Linked DNA regions of Homo sapiens: region 2 is linked to region 1. Evidence: chromatin contacts called from ENCODE Hi-C or POLR2A ChIA-PET data. All regions are on one chromosome and are shown on one strand. The core of a region is the stretch at or near the end of the contact, and the rest is flanking DNA. Distances in the headings are between cores, read along the strand shown. Region 1 overlaps LOC112268416 (a long non-coding RNA gene). Region 2 overlaps EFEMP1 (EGF containing fibulin extracellular matrix protein 1).

Region 1 (3,211 bases), core at 100-2,599:
TATGGTAGGGAGATGGCAGAGAAAGAATGCTTATACACTGCTGGTGGAAATGTAAAGTAGTTCAGCCATTGTGGAAAACAGTGTGGTGATTTTTCAAAGAACTTAAAATAGAATTACCATTCATCCCAGCAATCCCATTATTGGGTATATACCCAAAGGAATGTAAATTATTCTACCATAAAGACACATGCACACATATGTTCATGGCAGCACTATTTACAATAGCAAGGCCATGAAATCAACCTAAATGCCCATCAAATGATAGACTGGATAAAGAAAATGTGGTACACCATGGAATACTATGCAGCCATAAAAAAGAATGAGATCATGTCTTTGCAGCAACATGGATGGAGCTGGGGGCTATTATCCTAAGCAAACTAATGCAGAAACAGAATATCAAATACTGCACGTTACAGAAACTGGGGCCTACTTGAGGAGGGAGGGTGGAAGGAGGGAGAGGATTAAAAAAAACTACCTATTTGGCACTATGCTTATTACCTGGATAATGAAATAATCTGTATACCAAACCCTGGTGACACATAATTTACCTATATAACAAACCTGCCTATGTACCTCTGAACCTAAAATAAATGTTTTTTTAAACAAGATTGTAAAGTGTAGCATGCAGTTATATTGCGATCGAGTTCTAATATTATAGGTATTAAAAACAGAGGAAACACAGAGAGTAAAACTAATTCTGAGAAGACGCTTATAATTATGTGATCTTGGTAAAACTCATGTCTCAGCTTGTTAAGTTAAAAAAAAATGATGTAAAATGCTGGCATTGGACTAAATCCTAATTTCCTTCCTGGGTGTCAGATTTAGCTGACTCTTTCTCCTGCCTGAAGTGCTCTCCTTATACAGCTTGTTCCACTTTTATGATGCTATTCATCCTTGAGCAATTGTGGGATAGATCAGTGTGAAGTGTATCATTTGTTTTTAACCTGCTCTGGTTGTCAGTGGAAACCACAATATAAGGGGTAAAGACACCCAGAATTGAAGTGTGCAATATTATACACAACATTAATATGAAAGCAGTGCCAAAATGGCAAAATGAGGTGGTGAAAAGAGGCGACCACCCAGAATCCTGCAGTACTTAGTGTTAATAGATATTTACAAACTTACTAACTTGAAATTCCTTTAGGCATCATATTCCAGATTGAAGCTGCTGGGAATTCCTACCCTTATTAATTTTTATCTCCTCTACTCTGTCCTCCCTACATTTATAAAAAGCTACTGCTCAAAGGGTTATTTGTTAGTGGTGTCGAGTGTCTCCACCATTGAGGACTCGCCGTATTTAAAGTACTCTACTGGTGTTGAGTAAATATTTGCCAATGTTCTAAATGCCAGGGCCTCTTGACAACTCAACAGGAATGTTGCTTAGGCAGGAATGGGGGAAGGGCAGAATATTTCCTATCCCTGCAGCTGTGCAGCAAATTTTGGAGGACTGGGCTTAATGCCTCCAAAAAAATGTACCGCATTACTACCACCTTGATTGTTGTTACTGTGTTGGTGACCACATCTCCCTCAGGCTGCCTTAAAATATTGTCTTTCATGTTGACACTTTGGAGGAGATCAAGAATTCTCTTCTGCTTTGGATTTCGATAAGTGTTTGAAAAAGGAATCATGAAAACGTAGGTCTGCAAGGGTATGACAAAGCAAGCTGTCGACCTCACAATGAGGGCTCAGCAAGTTGCTTCATGTTTTCTATTCATAGCCTCCTCCTCTCTGTCAGCTCTTTTGAAGTACTCATAAAGCAAAATAGGCTCATTAAATATGAGGGGGTAAATGAAGTTGGCAGTTGCACCTAGTTCAAAAAGCCTTTCCTTTTTAGATGTTTACGCTCCAGAAAAAAACAAAACAAAACAAAAAACTCAGAAGATGAATGCCTGCTATCAGTGGCTATTCATGGCCTCCCTTTTGGGTAAGTGATGTCAGCCAGGCTTTGGAAGATGTGGGTATTTTGTTCCAGATCTAGCACTAAACTGGTCCACAAAATTAATGTCACAATGAAAAGCCAGGAAAGTCTTGTTTACCATTTCATTTACTAAGTTTGCATATAAGGATAAAGACTATTTAGAGTTCCTTTCTAAACAGTAAAGGAAATTTCTTCATCACTCTTCCCACATGGGCAGCGGCTTGTCCTATGTGTACCCTCTTGCTGGCAGGGACAGGCAATGGTTCTGCCCTGTGGATCAGCTCTTCCAACCCTTAGATTCTGTTCTTTGATGAACCTTTTCCTGCACATTTGGCTCCTTTTCTGAACCTACAGCATCTACATTTTAATGAGCTGAAGGGGATGCCAAGATGCATAAGAGATGGTCTTAACCCTCAAGATCTTACTGTCAGTAAATGAGGTAACGTGATGATGTTCACTAAACTGCCATATGCAAATGTGAGGTAACTTGAGCAGATCCTTGAAAGATGGAAAATGTTTCTTTGGTTTCTGGTTGTGGGAAAGGACATCCCAAACCAAGGGTATAGTTTGAGCAAAGGCACAGTGGCTTTTCTAATCAGTGGACACTCTTTTTAGTCCTTATTCTATTTGGCCTGAGTAATATTTGATGCTGTTGTCCACTTGCTTCATCTTGAAGTTATTCTCTTGGCTTCAGACACCACATTCTGCTGTGTTTACTTCCGCTTTTCTGATGGCTCTTGTCAATCTCATCTCCAGGTTTCTATGAGTGTATATATATACTGATGATGCCTTGCCTATGTCTCTAGCCAGGCTGCCCTCTTGAAGTTCAGACCTATATAGCTAACTTTCTGCTGTGCACATTCATATACACAGCTCTTACTTAAATGCCTTAAGTTCTGCATGTTCAAAACCAAACCCATTATCTTTCTCCCCAAATCTGCATCTTCCTCAGTTTCCTATCTTAGTGAATAATGTACACCCAGTTATTCAATTCAGAACCATGGTATAATCTTGACTCCTCCCTCCCCAACACCTTCCATGTAAAGAACCACTAGATCTTTTATATTTTATTTTGTTTTATATCTCTGTATGTGTCCAGGTCTTTCCATCTCTATTGCTACCTTTTTGGGTCAGCTCACCATCATCTTTTGCTTGGATGACTGCAGTAGCCATTTCCCTTCAACTTTCCCTCCAGGTAATTCTTTCTCTACGTTGTAGCCAAAGGAATCTTTCTAAGGCACAAATACGATCATTGTGTTTTCTTTCCTTACAACCCTCTAATATCTTCCCTTT
Region 2 (2,911 bases), core at 161-2,660, 46 kb after region 1:
CTCAAAGCAGAATACCCATCCCTGTGCAGATGCTCTGGAAAAGGTGGCTCTCCCAGGAGTGTTGATGACAGTCCACTGCCCTCTACTTGCTCCTGACTTCCCATAGTGCAAACACAGCCTTTTGTAGGTATCTCCATGGTGTGTAAGAAAAATCTGTTTCCTACATTTGTATGGGAGAATATCTGCATTAGCAAAAGCAATGCTTTATTTATAAGGGAAACTACTCAGGTCAGCCATGATTTTCCTGATAATCTAGGACAAATTACTATGGGGAGAAATTTTTTGTTGTTTTTGCATGATTATAATTTATCCTTGACAGTTAAGCTCACTTGGTTTTTCAGGCAGTCAGTTAATAAATTTCCTGGGACCTGGACCCAAGCTCTTTGGGTGGGGATGGGGGATCTATGTCTTATTTTCCCCCCTGTATTCCCAGTGCCTAGGATAGTGCATGAAACATGGTGGATTTTCAATAAATATTTGTGCAATAAATGGATAAATGAGTTATTACCATTTGCTGAGAATTGGTACCTAAAGTTTCAGGAAAAGTAGGATCAGTGTTTTACCTAATGGAGCTAAAAATGTATGAAGCAGAGTAACAAGGTATATCTGAGAAACACAGCAAAATCAGTAAGATGTTAGTAAAAGAAAAATGATGTTGAGCAAGTGAGTCCAGGAGTGCAGAGGCTATGAGGTATAAAGCAGATTCGCCAGAAGAGGTGGGTTCTCCACTGCATTTTGAAGAAGACGAGATACATGGGTTGCCAGGAAAAGGAAGCTGTTTCTAGGCAGAAAGCAGCTCACATTAGAAAATGCTGATAAGACAAAACTGGTTTCCATGAGAAGAATGGCAGACAGATGGCGTCAGCACAGCTGCCGGGGCTCTGTGTGAGGAGCCTGGTGCAGTGCCTGGTTGAAGAGGATCATGAAATGCTAGATCTGTCGTGAACAAAATTCAAGGCCTTAAAGGCAGGATTAGAGAGTCTGGATTGAACAACATAAGGAGTCTCTCTGAACTATGTAGACAGAGCCTAATGTTAACATTACCAAAGAACAAAATAATAGATTGTGCTTCCTAAAATACCATAACACATTTCGTCATTCTAATACATTAACAATAGCTAATGGCAATATTTGGTGATTCCCTCATTTTTCAAAAATGTGCCCACGTGCTCCCTCCTAGTGATTTATACTATTGTAGGTCCCTCTCTTGCTGACTTTGGCACCGTTAGTTGCTTTAAATAACACAGGCTAATCTTTGCTCAGCTCTTCTAGCCTCTTTATCACACCGACCCCCACGTCTAGGGAACCGCACATTTGATTTTCTCTCAAAGTTAATGGAGACAACTTTGTCCACATCTCTGTGGTGTCCATTAAGTCCCTGCTTAGGCCCTCATTCTCTATGTTTTTGGCTCCTTCCCTTCAGTCTGACTCATATTTCCCAAACCCCTGACTCATGCTGCTTTCTCTCTCTTATGCAACATTTTAATCTCTGCAATGTTCTTTCCATAATTTGATAACTTACCACAACATGGAGTCCCTTTAGCATGTTTTCATGGGCAAAAATTATCTGCACCTTGAATGGTGTTGAGTACCATTTAGACTTTTATAATTTGTGCTGCTTTTGGTTTAAGAAATAATTTAGAACTACTTTTGAATAAGCCACTGTAGACTAGTGATGAGAATGCACTAGTAATAGGACAAAGAAGACTGAAATTATTTTGAATCTGTCACTCCCTGTGTGATCTAGGGTCATGGTATCAATTTTTTCTCTTTGTTTCTCCATCTCTGAAATAGAGAGTCTATCCTCAACAATAACACACAGATTTTTAAAAGTATTCAGATTCTTCACAATATACTTTTTTTGTTTCCAGACTGTAAACCCCTGGAGTAAAATAACCGTATCTTTACTAGTTCTGTGTGGGGCACTGTGCATGCTTTGCAAATATTATTTAATGGTGCTATCCTGTGAACTCTTGTGGTTAAAGAAAAGATAGTGGTTAAATTCAAGTTGGTGATACTTCTTGATCTGTGTGGATTTAAAACCTTATTATACCTAGCTTCCTCAATCAAACTGATTTAATCTCATAAATGGAGTAAAGTAGAAAAATGGTCAAGGTAAAGGATTCATGTTTGTTAGAAGGAAGAGCTTCTTTACCATTGGCCTCCTTCCTCCCAACATTCTTAATGATTTAGATACCCACCTGCTCAAAATGATTGCTCCCAATCCTTTCTAGAGACAGGGTGATAAACTAGTTCCTACCAAAGTACTCTTTTTACTTACTCTCTGAAACTTTTTAAATAAAAGGGACTCACTGAGTGAAGGTCTTAGAGGTATTTGGAGTATTTTGTTTTTCAATATAATCCTGGAAGGTAAGAATTACTTCAGCAAGACCTGAGGGCACTGAAGTTTACTACTGTTTTACTCATCCAGTATTTGCTATTGATAATGATAACCTGAGTAATTAATATAATAAATTATGTAGATTGAAATCTGATTTAGAAAAAAGTATATAATATTTTATACAGATTCATATACAAACTTGGTAACATTCTAAAATTAATTGGTATAAAAATAGGTAAATTCTTAGCAATATAAAAAGATCTATTATTTGATTGGGAAGGCAGAATTACAAAGCTTCTTATTTAATCCTAATAGCCCTGTGGAAGAGGTAGTTACTTCATCCACAGTTTACAGATGAAGAAAAAAAAGGATGTCACTGAAATGTAGACTCAGTTGAGGGAACTTGCCCAGGGTCACACAGAGCAGAGATTCAAACACCAGATTTCCATTTTGTTTCTGCAATTTAGGTCCTGAGGAAGACTTATTTCCTATGAGTTCTGGAGAGTAGTTTTAAGTGAATTTATAGGTGTTTTTAATTTTTTTTAGCCTTAAAGATAGGGTTGTTAATGT

The links. A loop is a pair of places that touch in the nucleus more often than their neighbours do. ChIA-PET counts read pairs that join two places held with the same protein, here RNA polymerase II (POLR2A). Pooled maps may share reads with other maps.
Region 2: a loop to region 1 is called in a map of PC-9, with 5 times the contacts of the local background. The contact joins two enhancer-like sites. A Hi-C loop is called at or near these places in 1 of 168 maps with a recorded cell type or tissue (PC-9) and 2 of 50 pooled maps. POLR2A ChIA-PET finds 5 or more read pairs at or near these places in 3 of 52 experiments (A673, K562 and MCF 10A).

Annotation. Positions count from the first base shown.
Region 1 is chr2:55,838,007-55,841,217 of GRCh38, forward strand. The region is part of intron 2 of LOC112268416 (a long non-coding RNA gene); the gene reads left to right. Among named protein-coding and RNA genes, the nearest start is that of EFEMP1, 84 kb to the right of the region's middle. RefSeq lists an enhancer at 1-94. Within about 2 kb of position 1,350, at least 8 of the 41 ENCODE cell types and tissues checked have a DNase peak (open chromatin) inside an H3K27ac peak, as active enhancers do; they include PC-9, where a contact is called at or near this core.
Region 2 is chr2:55,884,446-55,887,356 of GRCh38, forward strand. All of the region lies in intron 5 of EFEMP1 (EGF containing fibulin extracellular matrix protein 1), which reads right to left. Among named protein-coding and RNA genes, the nearest start is that of EFEMP1, 38 kb to the right of the region's middle. Within about 2 kb of position 1,411, at least 9 of the 41 ENCODE cell types and tissues checked have a DNase peak (open chromatin) inside an H3K27ac peak, as active enhancers do; they include PC-9, where a contact is called at or near this core.